Regions from separate parts of the Mus musculus genome. Here region 1 is linked to region 2. Evidence: chromatin loops called from intact Hi-C (ENCODE). Cell type or tissue: heart. All regions are shown on one strand. Each heading gives the region's core, and the rest is flanking DNA. Links, peaks and the distances in the headings are about the cores only.

Region 1 (11,766 bases), core at 1,406-9,405, 70 kb before region 2:
CTGTGTAAGTGAGCAGATCTTTGGATGTTGGGGCAGTGGAAACGTGTTGGGGTTTGTACCACAGAGTTGTATTGAAAAGAAAAGTCTACCTGGTGAGGTTTGTGTTGCCGGTGTCTGTCTGCTGGGCTCTGCAGAGCCGTCTGAAGGTTCTGTCCTTGTCAGGGTTCCACCTAACACCAGGAGTTCTTGGTGCATTAAACTGAAAATGAAACATTTGCAACTTTTACAAGAGATCAGAATGATTTCCTGGCTTACAAAACCTTCTTACTTACCTACTGACTGACACAAGGTCTCATGTAGCTTAGGCTAGCCTAAGCTCACTATGTAGCCCAGGCTGGCCTTAAACTCTCGGCTGTCCTGCCTCCACACCTAAGATGCATGAGCATGGGAACGGTGGAGCTCAACAGGCTGACTGTGGCTCTCTTGTCATTGCAAAACCCAGGCTCACTCACTTTGTCAGCCCTGTGACCATGGCTTCCCAGACTCCTCAGAACTTGTTTGAAAACAGCAAGCTTACACCTTAGTCACCGTGTTTCCCCTTGGGATATAGGTAGGGGTTGGGGAGCCTTACAAATACTTTGCTTTTAGAATCTTTTTGCTTTTAAACCGATTTGCTCCCAAACGGTTTTTCCATTGTTAACCATTTAATGTACTTTCTTGTGTGTCGCCATATTCTGATGTTTGATTATACAAAGAAATAGAAGATGGTGTCTGCCATTCAAATATTTAGTTTGGAAAAGGCATGAGAACCGGATGAACCCAGGCTTGGTGAAGTTGCCCATGACTGTCCAGTAACCTAGGAACTTAGAGAGGAAAGAAGTCTGTGACGTGATGTGGGATCTGTGACTGAGGCTGCCTAGCTGATCATCTCCATGTCTGAGGCTTAGAGCCTTAGCAATAAATGGCCGCTCTTCTGATGTGGAGGTGGCCATCCCCAGGGGATGGAGTTGACTCGGCCATGCATTGCCCAAGCAATTGGATGAGCAATGAGAGAGACTTCACTCATGGCCATTTTTGTTAAGCTTTACGTGAGGACCACACAGCAGCTGGCCATCTGAATGCTGGTGCCAGGCAGCATCAGGTGTGTGAAAATTACTCAGGAAGTCCCAGAAAGTAAGCAGCGGCTTAGGGAAGGATCGTGCCATGCAAGCCTGACCCTCCCTGTTGATTCCTGTAACCACGGGAAGCTGGAGGGAGAGAGTCAGCTCCCCAAAGCTGTCCTGCAGCTTCCACACGCTCCCTGCCACCCCCACCATCGCGGACCACCCCATATACCACCACACTCTTATGTACATGAAGCTCGCTCCCTTGCTCTGTCTGTCTGCTCTTTCTTTCATCTATGCCTTCCTTAGGCCATAGACATTCAGGGTATTTTCAATTCTGATACACAGTTTAGAATTCTCTGTAGGCCTTCCATTAAGGAATGTAGCCCCGCCCCTCTGTCCTGCCAGAGCTTCCCTGAAATGGTCTAGGAAACACTTCCGAGTCCCAGGACTTCTTTCACTGTTACCAGCTACCTAGTCGTTTGTCTGAAAGCTGTTCCGTGTAAGTGCTGCCCTTACCCTGCCTCCTCCTCCCCACACTGGGGTCACAGGCCTGTGCCACCACTCCTGGCTTTTATGTGGGCTGTAGGGACCCAAACTCAGGTCCTCACGCCTGTGTGGCATTCTTTTTCTATTTGTGGAGACAAAAAAAAAAAATACAGACTTCCAGGACAGCCAGGGCTACACAGAGAAACCCTAACTTGGAAAACAAATAAAATAACAACAACAACAAAAAAAAAAAAACCAAACCCTTTTCCAGAGGACTGGAGAGATGGCTCGTTGGTTAAGACTACTGGCTGTTCTTCCAGAGAGCGCAGGTTGAGTTCCCAGCACCCACATGGCTGCTCACGCCTGCCTGTAACTCCAGTTCCAGGGCTTCTGACACCATCACACAGACATACATGCCAGCAAAACACCAATAAGCATGCATACATACAGTATTTAAAACCTCTTCTTCCACCTTCTTTAGGTTCCCACAGTCTTACCTCAGAGCTCAGCATGTTTCCTAGTTGGTGTGCGTGTCACTGCCAGTGTGAGAGCCTGGTGTGCACACTTCACATAAAGGTTTATGGAGCCAGCCTCGTGCATTCCTGTGTTGTCTGCAGCCTCTCACACACTACCTCTGCAGGCTTGCTTAGTTACACTGAAGGGAAAAGTCCCCGTCCTCTAGGCCCCTGCCTTAGAGAAGACAAGCAGGCAAAATGTCCCTGTACAAACGTGAAAGTCATCATAAAAACAAAGCTGTGGCGGGCGCGAGCTGTGTGTCCTCCTGCAGTGTGGGTCCTGCCTGGGACCTTCAGCCCTGCTTGTTCCTCCTGTGCTGGTTGTAGAACTAGGAAACAGTGGGGTCGCTGGGGTAGCGATGCCTTGAGGGAGGGGCTAGCAGGACGTAAGTGATATGAAAGTATGGTAGGGGGTGCAGGGGAGTGATGGCAGTGAAGGGTTGTCAGGGATCGGGGCGTAGGGTGGGAAAGGTGAGGGGTCCGCATGATGAGGGTTACCCAGATGAAGGATGCATGGAAAGCTGCCAGTTATTGTAAGCCGATTGAAGAAATGGAAGTTAAGGGCTCGGAGAAACCGCTCAGTAGTTAAGAGCACTCCCTCCTCTTCCAGAAGACCCAAATTCAGTGGTAAAGAGGCAATTCTTAGCACCTGTAACTGATCTGATACCATCTCCTAGCCTCCAAGGACACGAGTGCATGCATGCCTGTGCTCAAGTAGACACACAACATTTTTTAAGTTTAAAAAAAATAATAATAAGAGCCAGGCAGTGGTGGCGCACGCCTTTAATCCCAGCAGTTGGGAGGCAGAGGCAGACGGATTTCTGAGTTGGAGGCCAGCCTGGTCTACAGAGTGAGTTCCAGGACAGCCAGGGCTACACAGAGAAACCCTGTCTCGGAAAAAGTAAGAGTTTGAAGAGATGGCTGGATAATGTACCCCAGGGTAGGAGAGGGTGAAGAATGGACCCAGAGTCCCATAGTCTGCCTTCAAATCATACCCCAAGCCTAAAGCTCTCTCGCTGGGCTTCATCTCCTAAAGGCTCTTCCATCCCTCAGTAATGTCACCCTGATGAAGAAGACGGTAGTGCATGGGAATGACAGGAATGTCAGTCGAGGTCATTAAAGAGCCAAATGTAATAGCACCTCCCCGGGAACCAAGTTGGAAATTTAAGAAAAGCCAGAGCTTCCTAGTGAAATGGCGGTCAGTGCCCATAGACCTGTTAGAACCCAAGCTTTAACCAAGCTGATTTCAATCTGAACTGACCGCTCTGCACATCTGACTTTCACGCCCAGCAGGCACGATACTCAGTGTGTAGTTAGTACTGTTTTGTAAACCAGCTCAACAGAATCTAGGGTCTGGGCTTCAATTCCATGATGTTGTATCAGAATTGCTCCCAGAGAAACTGGGATTGATGGGACAGACCTAGTTAGATAATTAAACTAAGACTAAGCTTGTTCATTAAAAAGCCTGAGACTCCCTCATAAAAGCCACAGTGGGTGAGCATGCTCTGTCTGAAAGTCCGTCATAGCTTGCCGTGTTACAGAGTGTATGTGCTTAACCTACTCAGCCTGTTGTACACTTACATTTTTTCCAAAATTAGATTGGCATTTTTGGCAAAGTTTTCCAAACTCAAGAAGAAATGTCTCGTGTTCATGTTGACGCTCTGTTTTCCAAGTGGTTAAGTGTTAAGAATGAATTCCTGCTGCCTGCTGTGGTCCTTAATCATAGTCGTTAAAATGAGCTAACCCCACAAGAGTAAGTTCACATTCCTGAGACCATGTCTGGGCCGTTGCTGAGGGCAGTAAGTTTCCTCCGCTAAAAGTGAAGCCCATGATGATTTCATCGTTGCCTTGGAGATGGGAGCTCTTGTTGGAGACGCTGGATCTGAGCTCAGGGCCCCTCCTCTAGCTCTTGACGCTACTTGGAGGTGCACTGTGACTTCTGTCCTTGCTGCTGGCAGGCTGGGTGGGGTGGGGCTAGACCTCTCCTTGAGATGTGTGGTCAGACATTGCTTCGAGATTTCTGATCTGGTTCCTTATGTCTGCCCAGAGTCTCATTAGCCAGGCAAAGAGATAACAGTAGATCCTAGGTCGTGGCAATACCAAGCAGTTATCATTTGAGGCAGTGAATGTTCCAGAAAAGCAGTAATCAGATACTAAATGGGTTCCTACAGGAGATGACCCTGGCAAGATTAACCAGAAGTGACAGGCATCCGGAGCAGAGAACCAAAGCTTGTTTAGAGTAAACTAGGTTAAAATGAGGTACCAGAACCAATGTCTAGATGTGAGAACACCGTATTAGTCAGAGTTGGATTTTTATAAAATTGTGGTTTTAAACTTTTATTTGTGCCCGGCAGATTACAAAGACTTATCAGAAGCCAGGAGTGGTGACACACATCTTAATCCCAGCATTTGGGAGGCAGTGGCAGGCAGATTTCTTGAGTTCCATGGTAGCCTGGTCTACAGAGGGAGTTCCAGGACGGCCATGGCTACACAGAGATCCTGTCTGGAAAACAAAACAACAAAGATGTATCCATACAAAGACAGGCATGTTATAGACAAAGAAACTGCAGCATCCAGAAGTTAAACTTGCCCACCTTGTACAGTTACAGCTACAGATCCTGCATTAAATTCGAGGCACTCTACACGCATAGCCCCGTTTTTCATCAGACTCAGCAGTGCTTTGTTGTTTGAGAGACACTCCTGACTCTCTCCCACCTGACTTTAGTCCTAAGGTGGAGGTCGCGAGCCTGGCCACCAACCTACTCAGTGCTTAGGAGGATAGCAGCCGCCATTTCCAGTGCCCAGCAGTTGCGTGTGGTATGACGCCATCAGAAAGCATGAACCAGGAGTTCAGAGCAGCACCAAAGTGAATCCAAGCAGAAGAACACAGCAGTTTATAAATAGCTGGCACTGCCTGGCGAAGGGAAGAAGCAGACAGTGGAGGGAGTTGACTGGGAAGCGTGCTTGCACCAGTATCAGTGTCAGTAACAGTGACCAAATTGTAAAGCAAAGCCAGCGCCCTTGACCGCACATGACCCGAGGGCCCGCCTTTCCTGTCCTCAGCCTTAAGTTACTTTTAGAGAGATGGCCCAGCAGTTAGGAGCACCTGCTGCCCTTCAGATGTTTAGACCTGCCCTGTTCCTGTGGTTGTTTGAAAAGTCAGTGGCCTCAGCTACAGGTCACATGTATAGACGTAAGAATAGGACTCACTGGACTCTAGTATTGGAGCCAGCTTTCTGACTGAGCGAGCTCTGTCCTCCAGAGCCACCTCCAGGTGCTCCTAAGCCAGGGAGGTAACTGTAGGATCAGTAGGATATGGAGGCCCATTTGGATGCATCCTTTGGGGCAGAACTAAGGACGGACACAAGCACTGGCTGCACTCGGCAAAGCAGATGGCCCCTTGGAACATTTTCAACAGAAGGCTCTATTCTTGTGGAATGTTGTGGACTTTAAAATTATAGCCTCTGAGAGACTGAATTAAAGTAGTGATAGCTCTGAATATGCTGTGTGTTCATCTCCTCATCTTGTATCTGTGGAGCTCTTAAGTGGCTGCTGTTTTGGTTTTATCCTCCTTGTCTCTATATTGAATAAATGCTTAGATAGTGAAGGTTTTAGAATGCTTTTGGTTGGTTGCTCTCCTTGCTTGGAATAATAAAAACCAAGTCAAATTATCTTTACGAATTGCATGACTTCCTGAGTAATGAGACCTGTCAGGTGGACGCTGTGAGGTAGATGCCTGAGGACCTGAGCTGAGGTGCTTCAGCTCATCCCATTAGGAGCTCAGGAGAGAAAAGTCAGTAGGAACGCGCGTGCTTACGGAGCTTGCCACTTCATGGGCACTGAGACTAAGACGGGAACTGTCTGTGCCATGTGTCAGTCAGGGGCAGAGGCTGTGGCTTTGTCGTGGGTGACTGGTGTGTTCAGCAGTTGGTTGTTTCCATTTAAATGAAACATTGTGACTTCCCACAGGTGGATGAAAGCCAGACTGGAGAGCCAGGATGGCTTGGAGGAGAGCTGAAAGGGAAGACGGGATGGTTCCCTGCAAACTATGCAGAAAAGATTCCAGAAAATGAGGTTCCCACTCCAGCCAAACCAGTGACCGATCTGACATCTGCCCCTGCCCCCAAACTGGCTCTGCGTGAGACCCCTGCTCCTTTGCCAGTGACCTCTTCTGAGCCCTCCACAACCCCCAACAACTGGGCAGACTTCAGTTCCACGTATGTGTTAATATGCTGTCTTTGGCAGTCTTGAGTTGTTCCTCTTTGAAAGGGTGTGTGTTCATGGCCCTTCCTCTAGCTGGCCTACTGACAACAGGGTTATTGGCTTCTCAACTAGATTTAGTAATACCATTGCCAAACAGAGATTTACCAGGGTGCAAAGTGAAGCCAGCTACAGTTGTTCCATCATTATCTGTATTTTTCATTTGGGGGAAGAAATGGAGAAATACAACTTCCTAATAATTCGTGTTGACAATCATGTCCGTCAGCAAAAAATTCAGTAATTTCCTGCAGGCTAGGAAATGATGCTATTTTGTTAGCCAGGAACTAAAATTGCAACCGGTCATGTGTTTCGGAATAAGACAGAAAGCTGTTTCTACAGAAAGTTTCTGCTGAGCAAGTGTGTTGTGTAGAGAAGTGTACCTCCCACTTGCCCACTCTGAGGGTCTCTGTCCTTGGTCATCAGGAAATGGCATTCGCCAAACAGCATGTAAGCAATTGATGGGTGAAGCCACTGTAGTGGCAAGGAAGTGTTAGTAAACTCCAGAAGAGCAGTCAGAAGTCAGTGTGATGCAGTCACACCTGGACCTTATTCCAGCTCAGGCTCAGCTCACTGCTGACAAGCAGGGCGGCTTTGGTGGAGGGGAACCTAGACCATCTGTGGGGCAAGGTTTTATAGAAAGCAGCCAGCGGCGGGAAGGTGTGTGTGTGTGTGTGTGTGTGTGTGTGTGTGTGTGTGTGTGTGTGTGTTTCTAGCCTGGCAAGCACCCAGGTGAGAGGTATACTTTAGCATTCTTGGCTGGTGCTGGGAGTCAAACCATAAACTTAACTTCTGCCTCCCACTGCATTGGTGGTTGTGAGGCAGAGGCAGGCTTGCAGCCTAAGGGTGCAGATTTGTTGAGGAAATAACCTGGATTTGATGGGGGACATTAACCTAGAGACACAGGTCTTATTGGGGTGAGTCTAGAAACTGGAGCTCAGATTTTGTTGGGGGGGTAACTTGGAAACTAATGCTAGGTTAGTTTATCCGAGTTCAAACTTAGGTCAAGTTCTCTAAAATGGAGTCTGAACTTAAAAGCTTTGGTGTCTTACCACCGCCTAGACTTCCATTTGTAGGTCCAGGACCTGCACGTGCAGCTGTCCAAATAGATGTTGATCTGTGGGCAGTGAGTGTATGAGTGGGAAGGGTTTTCTTTTTTTTTTTTTTTCCAAGTTGAATAAATAATCTTTCAGAAACAAACATGGAAGTCAAGGAGCCCAGTCATGTTTTCTGAGAAAGATCAGATGGAACAAACAGAGGGGGTAGAGTAATGACCAAGGAAGGAAGACGTGGTGGAAAGGGAGAGCTCAAGGAATCACAAGGTCTCTCAGTGCACTTTGAGACTGAGGTTGAAGGTGCCCAAGACTCCTCCCTGTGGAGGGAGCCTGCTTCAGAGACAGCCTGCCTGAGCTCCAGTCGCACCACCCCTACTTGCCTTGGTCTTTGCTTAAAAAGCTCTTGACATTCTAAAAAGAGGTTCCAGTTAGGTTACAGCGCTGGTACTGTGCTTGTTGGTTGAAATGGAGTCTCCTATAGCTCAGGCTAACTTCAAAGTCATCACATGATCTTGCTACAGTTACAGGTGTGCACTGCCACACCTACCATGCATGTCGCTGGAGACAGAGTCTAGGGCTTTGTGCATGGGGCTAGGCTCCAGGCCCAGGCCTGACACCACCATTTGGGCTGGTCTTGTTTCCTCTGTGAAGCAGTCCACCTTCTTTGTGTGGCTGTGGGTGTCCCGCGATGCGCGACACTAAGAAGTTCTTACTGCTTACGGTGCGTGCCTTTCCTTCCAGGTGGCCCAGCAGCTCAAACGAGAAGCCAGAAACGGACAACTGGGATACATGGGCGGCTCAGCCTTCTCTGACCGTACCTAGTGCTGGCCAGTTACGGCAGAGATCAGCCTTTACCCCAGCCACAGCCACTGGCTCCTCCCCATCTCCCGTCCTGGGCCAGGTAGGGGCAGCTAGCGAAGACTGAGTGTGATCTGCACCTAACGTTCACACCAACAGTCCCAGCAGACATTGTTGGCAATGTCATTTACAAGCAGGCTCCTCCTACGAGGCTGGGTCGGCTGGCTGAACCTAGTTCAGAAAGTTGAGACTTATTATAAACCTCCCAGAGTTCAGAGGGCTTAAACTCTCCTGCCTGTGTCTATCTGAATAGCTTCATTGAAAAAGTGTCATCAAAGCTGCAATGTTGATAGATTAAAAAGGTATGAAAACTGACACGGGGAGAGCCAGGAAGTGTGTCAAGAATTCTGGGACAGCCAGTCCATTTGGCTGCCCCATCAGTCTGTACTGGAAAAGGAAGGCTGATTTCAGGCTAATGGGGAGGCCTGCTAAGGAACAGTGTTTCTGAAAACACAGGGGTTGTTATTGTGAACATTTCTCCTTTAATTAATGTAATGATAATAAAGGAATAAAATCAGTCAATCAAACAAACAGCAAATGCCCGTCCTGGAGGCCCCAGGAAATCACGGGGAGTTTCTGTTCTGAAAATGCTTAGATTAGAGGAGCTTCCAGGCATGTGAGGAAGTGGTCGGCAGGAAGATCAGAGCCGCTGAGCAGCAGTGCTCCCGAGGGTGCTCAGTGTGGAAGCCTAGACCCCGCTGAGTCCCTGTGTCCACACCACAGAAGAGGGGAGACGGAGCAGGCCCGGGCCCTCGGGTCAGAGGCTCACGTGAGACAGCAGGAGCCCAGGAGTGTGCAGTGAGGGCGCGTGGGAGGACAACTCAGCAGCAGCGCCTCTCCTCTGCCTGACTCAACACTTAAGCACAGTGACCAAGGAGGCACTATACGCGAGGCACAAGAAGCGTGGGGACAAGAGTGGGTTCCAGAGCCTGGGGGAGAGTGAAGTGGTCACGTCATCCAAACCCACTTAGGGCAAAGAGACCCCTGTGGATAAGGAGAATGCTTCCCTTGGTGACTTGAAGGGGTTGGAAGTGAGGTCAGTCCAGATGGCAGTGGGGTAAGAGGAAGCTGAGCCCTGAGAGGCCTGCTGGTTTGTGAGGCAGAGAGAACTGACACAGAGTGACAAAGTGACCATCAGTCTGTGGGTGATGAGCAAGCCCTCGCGACCTTGTTGGAAGATAGGCTTAGGAACTGCCTGGGGAGGAGGGAGGGCTCCCTAGGAAACTGAATTCAGTGGTCTCTAGCAGTACTGTCCACTGGAGACCAGAGGTCTTGGGACTGTAGCCTCTGAACTGTTAGTGCAGTTTCAGCAAAGGCTGTGTGTAGGTCTTTACTGAACATCACTGTCTTCAGGAGAGTGCCATCTCTTTGGTAGATGTAGAAACTGAAAAATCTCTCAGTTGCTTAAGTGTCATGAAATTAGCAAGTGGAGAGCCTGGGATTCACCCCCAGTGTTCTTGTCTGACTTCAGGCTGTTTCAGAAACCCAACCCAGAGAAAGGAAAGGTGTTGGGACACATCCCAAAAGCTGTAGAGGCACAGAGCAAGTCGCTTCCCTTTCAGTCTGGCCTGGAAGTCCCTGAATTAGTTGAAAAGGCTAGACAAGGCATAATCTCTGCGGACAGGGCGGTGGGGGGCTTGGGGGGAGGGGGGTGGACAGAGAATAGCAATGCTAGGGCTAAAATGGAGGAGTCCATGTTCTAGGCATAAGGAGGTAAGGGTCCGCGCAGAGCAAGGGTCAGGGGTCAAGAGCACACTCATGGGAGCTACTGGCCAGTTATGCTCCGGCAAGTGCAGGCAGCTACAGACCAGTTGTCCTTGGGCATTAACTCTTGTTCTTTATCCATTTATGGAAAATTGAAGTGGGACTTGGTTTGTTTATTTCTTTAAGTCATTGTCATGATCTGAAGCAGATAATAAGCGCCTCGCCTGCCTTTGCAGCCATGTCTCCTGCTCCGCCCCTTCCTGAGCCGAGGCTGCCCACAGCCCCGGAGCCTGCTCCTCCTCCTGGACCACGTGCTGTGCACTCAGCGTGCCACCTCAGGGCCTTTGCCTGTGCTGTGCCTTTGGCCTGGAGCGCCCTTCTGCCTCCCTAGCTCTCCAAACCCTTCAAGGCCCAGCTCAAGTGCCTCCTCCCCTGTGAAACTGTCCCTGGCGTCCCGAGGCAGGGGTTGGCCTTTTCTCTCTGGTCCTGCTGGGAAGCAGAAGTTTTGTATAGTGTGTTTCACTCCACCCAATGATACACGCGGCTGTTTCTATCTGTTCCTTGCACACAAAGTTCCTCACTAGAGAATATTTCTATAGCACTTCAAGGTTAATAAAATGTTTTATCCAAACTATGTGGAGAGAGCAGAAAGGACGTTTTCTTCATTCTTATAATCCCACAGTATCTGGACTTATGGGAAATAAAAAAGCACAGTCCAGTGCATGGCCTGTTTGCACGTGTCCGTACAGATTGAAATGCAGTCAACTCCTAAACTGAGCCGTGACCTTGAAATACAAAAGACTTAGAGCAAGTGTGGCTGCAGCAGTGCAGCCTGACAGGGCTCTGGGAATGGCGACCGGTTTTTGTCTCCACTTTTGAAATGAGCAGTTGCTGAGAAGCCACAAGGTGACTAGCACTCCTGAGCTGGGGCAGCGTCCTCTATGGCTGTGTGTCTGTGTCTGTGTGTGTGTGTGTGTGCGCGTGCATGCGCGCGTGCTCGGCACTCGCTGTGTTGGTTGGTAGCAAGCTGCGGTGTAATCACGGATCCTTTATGTCATTCCACATAAGGGTGAAAAGGTGGAAGGGCTACAAGCGCAAGCCCTGTATCCCTGGAGAGCCAAAAAAGACAACCACTTAAATTTTAACAAAAGTGACGTCATCACCGTTCTGGAACAGCAAGACATGTGGTGGTTTGGAGAAGTTCAAGGTCAGAAGGGTTGGTTCCCCAAGTCTTACGTGAAACTCATTTCAGGGCCCGTAAGGAAATCCACAAGGTATTTTTATTTACCTGCTTCTCTTTGATGAAAATAGTATTAGAGATTATTGTCTGTGCTAGTTAAGATTCATGCAGGGGGCTGCAGGCTGACTGTCTTCTGAAAACTAGACTGTATGAATGAAATGCAGAAAGTGAGCCTTCTCGTGAGCTGTACCTCCCCTGGCAGGGAAGCCTTAAATCATGTTCTGCAATTGGCTTGTAGAAGAATCCCTGAACTGTTTGAGAGTTTGGACTCTTTATGCCCAGTATGGTACCAAAAATACATACAAATACTTACAATCAAGGTCTTTGGGAAAGTAATGAATGGATTTGGAAGAATGAACAAATGGCTTTCTTCATCAGTGTCTGCATGTAGCAGAGAACCCACAAGGTTGTTATTCTAACATTTAAAGATGTCCAGAACCACCTGGGGACTGTGAGAGGTTACAGCTAGTGGACATACCCCCATGGTTGCTTCTAGTCAATGCTGAGGAGACTGGCACTGAGCTTCTGGGTCCAGCATAGCAAGTGGGAGAAACCCCAGCCTGAGCCTGGTGGCTGCTGGCACCCTCCTGTGTTCTAACCCCACT
Region 2 (11,766 bases), core at 1,909-9,908:
TCTCTCCTCTACCAGCCCTTCGTAGACTACTTGGCCTATAATATCGTGTGTGTGTGTCCAATTATGACGGAATTGTGGCTTCGGAGCCCAGCCCTCCCTGGGAGATGGGGCCCTAGATTGAATGGCTCTGGAGCAGACACCAACGTACTTAACCCTCTGGAGAGCTGTCGCTTAGAAGACACTCCCATGTGTCGTTAGAGCTGTACCATTCCCCTCTAGACTTCCTTAGTGCCCATCAGTGGAAACACGGTGGTGGCATGCTACAGGGTGATTCCGTTCCGATTCTGGGTGAGCTTGGAGGATCCTCCAAAAGCTCATTATCTGCAAGGTTCTGTCCTGATGAGTTAGGTCCTGCCGTGGGTCACTGCGGGTCACTGGGATGACCTTGGCTTGGTTATTGTCAGAGCATCCTCTTTGGGCTTGGAGACCCTGGAATGTTTCATGAGAAGTTCTGTCTGGAGACCAGTCCTGTCTGAGCCCATTCTGTGCTTGAAAGACTTGTGAGAAGTAACAACAACAATCCTTAGTGGTCACCGCACCCCCAAACCCCACCACACCAGGAAGTCATGCCTTAGATGGATGAAGTTCAAAAAAGAAAGAATTCAAGATAGAATAGGTAGTGTGGAGAAACGCTAAGAAAATCCATTACTGGTTTGAGGGAAAGACCTTTGGGAACCCGTGAGCCCCACATGTGGGGTGGGAAAATGGGCGATGCTCCTGGGCATACAACAACCTCTTAGTCATAGGAACACACGCACTTTTTGCGAGAATCAGGAGTGTATGACCATAGGCCAGGCTTTTTTGTCTGAGTTCTTTGGGTTTTCTCTCCCTTAAATGCTAAAAGATAGGCTGGTTATCTAGATAACTTGATTTGCTAGTGAGAAGTGCAGGCTGTTTTGGTCCCTCGTTTGCATCTCCAGTCTGTGGTCATGGCCTGGCCTTTGCATGTCTCAGGCTCCTGGGCTCAGGCTTTCCTGTGTTGGGTGGCCTGGCCTTTGCATGTCTCAGGCTCCTGGGCTCAGGCTCTCCTGTGTTGGGTGGTGTTCCTTTTTATGGTAGGTTCTCAGATTTTAACTAGGTTTCTAGAAGTACTTTGTAAATGGTAGTGTCTCGGTGACAGAATAGCCACTCTGCTGAAATCTGAATGCTCCATGTGACCCCAGAAGGTCCCTCTCCGTGTGTGTGTGTGTGTGTGTGTGTGTGTTTCAAGTGATTTCTCAAAACGTGTATGGGGCAAAGGACAACAGTTTACATTTCATACTTCCAAGAAGCACTTAGAGTTTATTTATTGAAGATAGTGTTGACTTTTGTATCAAGAACAACAGACACACCTATTTTTTGAAACAAGCCAATAAACTCTTCAGGTAGCAGCTTTCAGCTGAACATGAGGTAGACTTTAACTTCGAGCATGCGTTGGCTTACCACTTTCCCAGCAGAAAACACTATCAAAACACTACACATTCATGTTTCTGTTGTTGTTAAGAAACTGTTTTAAATGATACCTATAACTAGATCTGTGACCCATGGTTTCTTGGTTCTGGAACCAGGGGGGCTTTGTTCGGCATGTTGATAAAGGACATGCTCCCATACTGTGAAACACAGACATTCTGTGTGCAAATGGCCAGTATAGGGTCACCATTACAATCCCTTCCCCTCCCCCTTCCAAGTTGAACATGAACATGATGTTGAACATCAGTGTTCCTGTAGGAAGGATGAGGCATGCATGGTGACCCCATAGGTTCTGGGTTACCTACTCATAGCAAGCACCCCATGATTGTAGTATGTGAATGCAGTCTGTGAGTCTTTCCCCCAGGTGACCCTACTAGACACCCCTGGGTTGTCCTGAGGGGTGACAGATCTGGATTGGTGTCATTTGTTGTGATTAATTGTATTTCTGGATGAGCTGGGCTGACCCTCAGACCCAGCTGTGACTCCTGGTTTCTGTTGAGATGGAGTCCTATTGTGACCCATGGGTGACACACAGAGTCTCAAACCTTGATTCTCTCCTCCTTGACTCTACTTTTTTGACCAGCTAGCCTTCAGTTCCTACAAATGGTAGGTCCTTGCCAACGAGGAATCTGAGGCTCAGATGTCTGCTTTGTAAATGCTTGCCCAGGCTGCACCACCTGGCACCTTGATGCCAGCTGTTCAGATACCCCCTGAAGGCATCCCTCTTCTATGGGCCACACTGCCAGTACCTCCCACACTCTGACCTCCTCTCACTCAGGAAGGCACTTTCCTGGAGCCTGGCTATGCTCTGACCCTCAGTCACCCCTGAGAATTATCCCGAGAGCTCTGAGGACAGAAGCCCCTGACTGGGCTTCCTTCATGGGCCACTTGATCCAAAGGGTCAGTCCTTGTCTCTGGGGAAGCGTCCATGTTTTGTCACCCAGCAGATGGATGGATAGCTTTATCTCTTGGGACCAGATTTGCTGTGTCCACAAGAGTTTGGAGACATATGTCAATCATTAAGGTCCAGATCTGCCCTCGATGGAACAGAGAGCCTTCTAGATGAGAGTCAGCAGGAATGCTGGAGAAACTGGGCAAGGGTGCTGGGTTCAATTTTGTAATGATATGTCTCTGTCATTGGACAGCAAATAAGAAACTTCTCTCCCTAAAGAACCTTTCTTCCTTATTTTCAGACAGGACCTGACTCCATAGCCCAAGATGTCCTTGAACTTAGGGTCCTCCTGTCTCAGCCTCCCGTGTGCTGGAATTTCAAGTGTGTCCCGCTGGGCTCAGCTGTCTTCATTTTTATAAAAGGTGGATCAATGGGCCGCTCATACTGCCTGTTATCTTCACTCAGTGCCAACGTGTGTTCTAGACGTGTGTCACGAGGTCACAGGCGTCTGGAAAGGGTGATCGCAGGTTGGTCTTCCAGGGTGGGACAGCAGCTACCTCCCCAGGAGCTGCTGGGCAGGAGAGAGCTGGGCAGGAGAGAGCTGGTGACCATATACAGTCCAGGGTGTCCTAGAATCCATTAATCAAGGACACATGGACGGGCCCCTCTGGCTTTCATTTGACAGGTGGAGAACCTGAGCCAGCTGAGACCGCAGGGAGGATTTGCACCCCCAAGGGCTTTGTTTCTAGCTGTTCGGACCTGGCCTGATTCCTAGGAAGAAGCCAAACCTCTGATGGATTCTTTTCCTCTTTTAGACCCTGTCAGAATCCAGATGCACGAGAGTTAGAGACAGTTCCTCCTCCTCTTCCTCCTCCCCCTCCTCCCTCTCCTCTTCCTCCTCCCCCTCCTCCCTCTCCTCCTCTTCCTCCTCTCCCTCCCCCTCCTCCTCCTCTTCCCTGGATTGGCCCCATGGGCCCAAATTCTTGTTTTTCTTTGTTTCCCCCTTATTCTCCAAAGACACATTGAAGCTGACATTTCAGGGAATGCCTTATTGGGCAGGCCTACAGAGGCTGGCTTGTATGAGTGGTGGGAACCTCCTCAGAAGAGCCCAATCTTGCTGACTAGTAATTGACAGTAAGGAGTCCCCAACATGGGTCCTAAGATGCCACCCCCTCCTCCCCTGTATCTCCCCGCTCCTCCCCTGCACAGTCTCCTTTAAAGGGGGGTCAGCACCTGACCTTTTCCCAACTCCATTGCTTGCCTACCTGCCAAGGGACCCTGTTCTGCAGGGACGTGGGGGTGTGAGGGTCACCGGGCCAAGGTAATGCAGGAGAAAAAAGGAGGGAAGGAAAAAGGAAGAGAGAAAGAAGGAAGGATGGATGTAAGGATAGAAGGGATGGAGGAAGGAGGGAGACAGGGCAGGTGGTCAAAGAGAACGTTAAAGAGGCTTCCTCGCAGGTTATGAAGGTAAGGGCTCACTCAGTGCCACGTACTCCCCGTGGGGGTTTAGGGGACCGCATCTCTGGAGAAGAGACTCGCAAACTGAAGATGGGACTTACCCCTGCCCTCCTTGTCATGGAGACTTAGACCTCTAGTGTAGCAGCCCCTAGAACCATCACGGCTTCCTTTCTTTTTTATTTCTTTTTTAAAGATTTATTTATTATACTTAAAAAACAGACACACCAGAAGAGGGTGTCAAATCTCATTACGGATGGTTGTGAGCCACCATGTGGTTGCTGGGATTTGAACTCAGGATCTTCAGAAGAGCAGTCAGTGCTCTTAACCACTGAGCCATCTCTCCAGCCCCCACCATCACGGCTTTCTGAGTGGCAAATTCCCAGAGGCCCTTGGGCATAGCATTCTCTTTTGAATGACTCCTATTAATGAACATTGTCCTTTGAAGGGCTATTCAAGGAAATAATGAAGACTTCTTGTTAGTTTGGACTTGCAATAAATAACTGGCTGGTTGCCACAGGGACTCCTCTTTCCAGTTCCCTGTTTCCTGATACCTAGAAAGTAGCTGAGCTAGAGGAAGAGAAAGTCCCGGAGACCGTTTCCTCACAGGACATTGCACGAGGTCCCTGTGGTCCCAAGGATCCACTAATGTGTATAATGACTTCGTGTCTGTAAGCGCCAGGAAAGGTTCTGTCCTTGAGAAGCACAGGAAAATACAACCCGTGAGAAAGATGGCCAGGATCTCAGGCTCTCTAAGTTGAGAGCATTGAAACTCCTATGTCAGCACCCTGGGCAGACTGCAGTCAGGAACAGCAACACAGTGAGCAATGCTGACAGGATGCTGTTCCTTCAGGGGGGCTCTATCCTGTCCAGGCCGCCTGTTGGGGGCTGGGAGGCAGAGAAGGGACCTCCTTTGTGGCTTTTAAGCCAACTTGTAGATCTAATTTTAAGTCACTTTAATAACATAAAATTCCTGCTCAGTGGCTGGGTAGATCGCTGACAAAGTGCTAGCCCGGCAAACCTGAGGCCCTGAGTTTGATCCCCAGCCCTTTCGTAAAGAAACCAGATTCAGCATGCGTAGCTGTAGTACCAGAGCTGGGGATGTGGAGACAGGGGGATTGTTGGACTTGTTTCTTGGTGCCGTGGCTCACAGGGGTTGGGACTGGGGATGTCTTGAAGGATAAGGTACAGAAAACTCAGTACGGAAACATTAGTGTTTATCTCCACCAAACAACTAACTCAGTTCTACTCAGACCTAACTAGTTCCTTTAGTAAAAGGAGCTAATAGTTTATATTTTGGCAAATAATTCTCCTAGCACTGTGTGTGGCTGTCCTATTTCAGGGTGAATTGCCCCTACGCTGTGTCAGGTCCTATGCTATATTTTAATCGGATCTGTTCTGTTTTCTGGAGCAGCCTAGAGTCTCGCTGTTATTACAGTGATGAGTATTTTAGTGTTCGAAGTCCACCGAGGAGAGTTTCATTCAGAAGCGGGCTTATTCCGTCAGCCTTCAGATTGCCCAGCGTCCCTCCGGGATTTCTGGGGAGCTGGCCAGTGACCAAGGCTCCTTTTTACGCTGTGGAAATTCCTCCCTTCTTCTTTTAGAACCATCGTACCCGTATCCTGTGCGAGAGCTGCGCCTGTGGTTTTCTGCCTCCCCGGCTATACTCTTTTGTCTTTCTTGTCTTATCTCCTGTTCTCGGTGAAAACAAGAGTGGGGACCTTAGACAAATAGGAGCCAAAGGCAGCGTGGTGGCTTGTGTGGCCATTTCCGCACTGTGGGGCTCTTCCTACCTAGATGGTTCTATTGGCAGGGTCAAGGTGCTGGCGCCCCCTGCTGCATCCCAGCAGCATTGCTCTTGTGGAACTTGCTAGTGAGAGGGGTGGGGGTAGGGTCAGGGCTAGAACCCGACTGTAGTGCTCCCCGACTCTCCCAGCTGAGCCGTGAGCAAAGAAGGAAGGTGTGAGTGAACCCAGCGCTGGGCACCTACTGAAATGGCGTTCCTGCCTGCTGGGGTGGACAGAGACCCTCCTCAGCTTCCCTGCCTTTTCTGTGCCTTCAGAGGGGAATGTTGCAATTCAGTTCTCCACAGAAAAGGACTGGCTTCCTGAAGTAGGCCTCTGTCCCTGCGAGACAGGGTAGCCCTACTTGGTAGGATAGCAGGGTGTCTACCTGAAGACTTCGACTTTGGACGTTTTAAGTGGCAAATGGTTTGATGCAGCCCTTGGATGCCCGGAGTGTGTCTGTGAGTGAGTGTGTATGTGTGTACCAAGCATTGGGGGATGGCTGTGTGTCCCACTGAAGGAGACAGGAGATGTTTTGCTCTACCCTTCCCCAAGCTGCATTCAGGACCAGCTGGTAATGTGTGGACCAAGTGCAAAAATAAAAATGGCCTCCTCCTTGCTCCAAATGATTAGGGATTTCAGCAGGGGCAGCAGAGAACTGAGCTGAGTTTGGGCCCTGCTGTTTGGAGGGGCTCCAACACCCTGGGGCTGGCCTTGACTACACTGTGAATGGAGCAGGGAGGGCCTTGTTATGTCTTTCTTCTTTGGAAAGGTCTCCCTGGCAGGCTGCGCGGAGCTGAGATGGAAACACATCGTCCCTTCTCCCTCTCTCCCCCCTCCCTCCCTTGTTTTCTTTTCCTTTCCTTGCAGTGCTAATTATCAAAGCCAGGGCCTCGTGCATTCTTAGAAAGTGAGGTGCTTTTCAAAACTCTACTCTTTTATCTCTTAAAAGTACAAACAGTGCAGAATAATTACAGCGCCCGAACCCCCGGCTAACACCTGGAAGCGCCCTGGATGGACGGGGAATGGTCAACATAGGTTGATGGTTTCTCAAGTCTCCGTCCAGGGTGTGTCTCTGGATATCAAGTGGGGCCTTTGAGTCTTCAAAGTTGAATTTTCTGCTTTGAAATGAAACCTTTCCCTATTCAAGGGTTGGTCTCCCGGTTTCTGGTGTCACAGAGGAGATTCTAAACTACTTTAATGGAGAAGAGCCTAGAAGAGCACAGGGTCCCTGTCTGACATCGAGAGGTCCTTTGTTCCTTTAGATACTGCTTTCTGGAGAGAGAGTGGGCGGAGCCAGATGCCTCTCTGCCCTAGAGGCCAAGTGTCTGAGAGTTTACTCCTGGGAGGCAGGGCTCTCACGGGATAGATCCTCCATGTGTCTTTGGGTGTTCGCAAAGAAGAAAGGCTCTGCTGTGTGTGTAACCTCTGCATTCTGGAAGCCCACAGCTCTGGGGAGGCCAGAAGTTAGGAAGCCGCTCCTCAAAGGTGTGTGTGTGTGTGTGTGTGTGTGTGTGTGTTGCTTTGTTGTGCAGCCTGTGTTGTGTTGGATGCTCCAAGCCCTTTGAGGCTCTGTTTGCCGTTTGCAGATGTGGACCCATGTCCACACATGCAGAGCAATAATCTTTCTCGAGTTTCCCGATTCCACTCCTGTAATCCCAGCGCTCCAGAGATAGAAGCAGGAGAATCAGGAGTTTAAGGCCAGTCTGGGCTACGTGAGACCCTCTTTCAAAACTAGAAACACAGAAACTGAGAAGGGAAAACCCACAGAAGGCTCACCTGCCTCAGCTTTAAATCACCTTAAATGGGTCATGATCCCTAGAGGGACCTGACCACTACTCTGCCAGCATCCATTTTAATGAGTGAAGATTTTGGATACCCTTCATCAATTAACATTCTCTAAGCGTTACTTGCTGAATATTGCTGTCAGATCGTTCTCTCAAATGATGCTCAATGGTAAGACATGCATTTAACTGAGCATTTGTTGTCAATGGAGCTGAGAGGTCAGCCTCAGCTCTGGTCCTTGGCAGCCCACAAGCTAAAGTCTCCTTGCCCCTCCGTCTGCCGCGGTGCACACAGGGGCGCAGGCTACCATTCCCCTGTGCTGTACTGTCTTCGCTCTTCTGCTCTGCAACATTCCACACGTCGATGGTGAACATAGGTGAACATATCTGTACAGAGGCGAGAAACCTCCGCCAAATGTCCTGTGTCTGACAGTCAGCTCACAGCTCCTGGGTTTCTGTATTTTGTGCATTTTCCAACAAAGGAAAAAGACGGAAATCCACTACATAATGTGAAAAGATTGTGTTCTGTATGTGGTTCGTCAGGAAATCTTTGCTGTATGTTTTTGGCAATGATGATTATATGTGTATACAGTATGTAAGAGGCTATGCTGTTCAATGTTGCATAAACTTAACAGTCTCTAGTCTGAATATCTAACTTGTTATTGTAAAATGTGATTTCTCATCGAGAGATTATTTTTCTGTATGTATATGAGAGTATTTTAGGAATCTAACTTAAGTGCATAAACTATAGAAGAAACTTAAAATCATATCCCAGGAGTAGAAATGCGTGATCAGGTCACTTGGGTTCAACCCATCTAAATTTTATTAAAAAACAAATCCAAAGTGAATGTTTAGGAATTCAAACGTGTGGATTTTTTTTTTCTGCCTTGCAGGGGATATGTGGTCGATGAGATGGGTGGAGCCATGATAGAATGGAAGAGATCTTGTAGCCATGACCCGGGGTGAGACCATGTTAACTCATACGATGCACGCATATTCTGAAGAGACAAACAGTCTGCCTGCAGCCAGACCTGCTGCCACAGACAATGGGCTCTAGTCAGGAACATGGCATGGTCAGAGAATTCAGGCGCATTTGGGGAGGCCACATGCTGGCTTCAGCCTCTCACCGTTTGGAAGCACACAGGAAGGCTGAGCTTGGGTTTCTTTTTTTCTTTCTTTTTTTTTTTTATTACATATTTTCCTCAATTACATTTCCAATGCTATCCCAAAAGTCCCCCCCCCCCACTCCCCTACCCACCCATTCTTATTTTTTGACCCTGGCGTTCCCCTGTACTGGGGCATATAAAGTTTGCCTGTCCAATGGGCCTCTCTTTCCAGTGATGGCCGACTAGGCCATCTTTTGATACATATGCAGCTAGAGTCAAGAGCTCCGGGGTACTGGTTAGTTCATAATGTTGCACCTACAGGGTTGCAGATCTCTTTAGCTCCTTGGATACTTTCTCTAGCTCCTCCATTGGGGGCCCTGTGATCCATCCAATAGCTGACTGTGAGCATCCACTTCTGTGTTTGCTAGGCCCTGGCCTAGTCTCACAAGAGACAGCTATATCATGGTCCAAAAATATGGAACCCTTCACGAATTTGCGTGTCATCCTTGCGCAGGGGCCATGCTAATCTTCTCTGTATCGTTCCAATTTTAGTATATGTGCTGCCGAAGCGAGCACGAGCTTGGGTTTCTAGGCGCAGATGTTTTCAGGTGTGAACAGTCAGCTGGAAACTTCCTGGAGGCCCACGCCGAGCCAGGAGGCCTACCTTCCCTGCTCCACTCTCTTCCCCGGAAAGTATCCAAAGTCCAGGCTACTCCTGGGCACAGCCCTTCTATACTTGACCACCTTGAATGTTGCTTCAAGTGAACCAGGGAGGGTTTGTGAAACAGTTCTAACCTCACCTCTAACCCCTGCTCCCCGAGAGAGCATCGCAAATGACTTTAGTTAGAGGGGACCTTGTGAGTCCAGCCTTACCCAGCTGACCAGAAATGCCTCTCAATTAAGAGCTGGCTTCTGGTGACTCGGGTGAATACTGATCGCTCCTGGACTCTCGGAAGTGTGAGCACTAGGCCAGCACGTCTCCCAGCATGTTGTGTGCCTTTTAATACTGCCAGCCTAGGCTTCACGATGCTGGAGGCTCAAGTGGGAGTAACGTCCTGACTGCAGAGGTGCAGGTAGCGTTACTGCAGGAAGCTTCCCGGGCTCCGCGAAGGCTGGAATGACAGTGTGCTCTCTGACTGTCCCTGGTCCCAAAGGTCAGGCCATCCAGAGATCTCTGAAGGCCAACATGCAGACCCACCTAAATTCTGGCCCCCTTGTCCAGAGACTTCTTTCCTTCTCTCCTGGAATGCTGGTCTTTGGGGCTGGGGTGGTCATAGGCTGCGAAGATAAATCACCCACACAATTGTCCCTTGTCCCAGGTGTTCCGAATGTGCAGAAGAGAAGGTAGGATGGACGTAGGTCCTCCCCCACAGTGCTGGTGAGGTTAACTAGCCTTTGTGATCTTTGTAGTGGACCATGAGGCTGGTGGCATGCGGCTCCTTCTCAGCCCTGCCCAGTGGTAGAAGTAGACCACTCCTAATAGGCATCCTGGGCATTGTGATACCTGCCTGTTGCTAGATAACAGTACTTACAAAAAGATTATATTGTCTGTTTTATAACATTAATGGAGTTCTAAAAATGTGTTAGACATTATTATAAATTACAGAATTCCACACTTATCTAAGGTTTGCTGATGCAGGACCACACAGCTTCTGTTTGTTTAAAAACAGGTTTTTGTTATTTGTTTTATTTTTGATATTGAAACCCTCCTTTGTCATCTAACTATATGTGAACCTACCCATTCAGGTCAAGGTGACTGGGGTTTTCTCCTTTCTTTGTACCAGAGGCAGCACTGGCAGGAACCAGGCCCCTGAATCTAGAGCCTAAGGCCAGCCTCCTTAAACAATTCTGGGGCCGTTTTGACCTGGGTGGTTTAAATCACATGGTTCATGAAAACACGAACGGCCAACCTCACCAGCTCAGGGTGAACTCTTTCTTTCTGCCTTCACTTCTCTGCACACAGGATGCTAACAGCCCTGAAGACAGGTGTCTTTTCTTGTGTCTGTTTCCCAGAGATAAGGTTGTAGGGGTACAAGAAAAACGATGCAAAAATAAATCTAAAAAAAAAAACCCAAACAAGGCAGCCGCCACCTTCTCAACTCTCCTGTGTCCTCTTCAGGTAGTGGAGACAGACTCCTCGTGCTGTGTATTCCTGAGAGCGTGAGAAATGCTGAGAACAGCCGGGGTGCCAAAGGCAGAGTCAGCAAGCCCAGAAAAATACAGGAGTCAAACCCTCCCAACACTCCCTACAGATTCTACACAAGTCGTTTCTTCCTGGGCAGGGTCACCCAAGGTTGGCCTTGAACTCCTGGTCTTTCTGCCTCGCCAGCCCAAGCCTGAGGTTCCAGGCATGGACAACTGGCTTCCGTGTGAGACCTGTGATGTCCTCATGTGTTATTCTCGTCTGGGTACCTAGCATGGATGTCATTCTGTGCCCCTCACCCAGGGATGTTCAGTTGCACAAGTCAAGAACCCTTCCGGTCTGGTTTGTCTGCTCTCTTTGTCAGCTCGGTTTCTGAGGAGTGCATGGGACTGGGCTGTTTGATGCTACATCCATTTATCCCAATTTGTCCTAAGTACCAAACGGCTGATTTCGACATCTATTTTTAAGTTTATTAGTTTTACTTGTTTGGGGGGTGGGCACGGATGCACACACAAGTGCGTTTTACCTGCAGAGGCTGGAGGAGCTGCAGTTACCCGTGTTTGCGAGCCTACTTGGCGCTGAGTTAGAACTCACTCTGTAGAACGGGTTAACTTCGAACTCAGAGATCTGCCTGCCCATCTCCTGAGTGCTGGGATTAAAGGCGTGTGCCACCATGTGCCTTGTTCTGCTTTTAAAGATAGGGTTTTGATACATAAACCAGGCTGACATCAAAACTCATAATCGCCCTGCCTCAGTCTTGTGAGTGTGGGGAGTGGGATTACGGGATGTGCTATACACCAGGCTGTTTTGTTTGAGTGTTAGGAAGGGCATTGTTGTAAACCTGGGTGTGTGATGTCTGAATCTTAGCACCTGAGAGGCAATCAAGGCTGCCTGACTCGGGGCCAGTCTCATCTAGAGTTCCAGGCTGCTGTACTCCACGAGGCTCTGGGGTCATCTCTGGCAACCTCAAGCTGCAAAGCTCAAAGCATCCCAGTATTCATGTGCTTCTTCCAGAGGAAGCTGAGCCGATTCCCAAGAGCGTGTGAGCTCCTCTGTAGGCAGTCTGGAGCCTCGGAGTCAGTGTGGAGGCTGTCGGGTTTTCAGGAGCAAGCTGGAGGGGAGTCTGCGGCCAGGAGGGAAAAGCCCAGCAGTG

What was found. A loop is a pair of places that touch in the nucleus more often than their neighbours do. Peaks named below come from ENCODE experiments on the same cell type or tissue, not always from the same donor. Only the 100,000 strongest peaks of a DNase experiment are listed, where the experiment ranks them.
Region 1: it touches region 2 in a loop (2.0-fold over the local background); 2 of 42 quality-filtered maps call a loop at or near these places.

The regions. Positions count from the first base shown.
Region 1 is chr16:91,842,706-91,854,471 of GRCm38, forward strand. It overlaps Itsn1 (intersectin 1 (SH3 domain protein 1A)), which reads left to right. Exons shown (of 39, transcript NM_010587.2): 20 at 6,017-6,264; 21 at 8,101-8,260; 22 at 10,990-11,195. Among named protein-coding and RNA genes, the nearest start is that of Gm52262, 56 kb to the right of the region's middle. In heart, for the core only: no CTCF peak of the experiment used is centred there; DNase peaks (open chromatin) are centred at 5,086, 6,296, 6,696, 9,286 and 4 weaker places; H3K27ac peaks cover 2,167 bases.
Region 2 is chr16:91,912,370-91,924,135 of GRCm38, forward strand. Itsn1 (intersectin 1 (SH3 domain protein 1A)) reads left to right here. Exons shown (of 39, transcript NM_010587.2): 39 at 1-8,210. It overlaps Gm25245 (a small nuclear RNA gene), which reads right to left and starts at 9,046; the gene lies at 8,940-9,046. In heart, for the core only: a CTCF peak has its summit at 5,632 (motif pointing left); a DNase peak (open chromatin) is centred at 5,632; H3K4me3 peaks cover 748 bases; H3K27ac peaks cover 2,250 bases.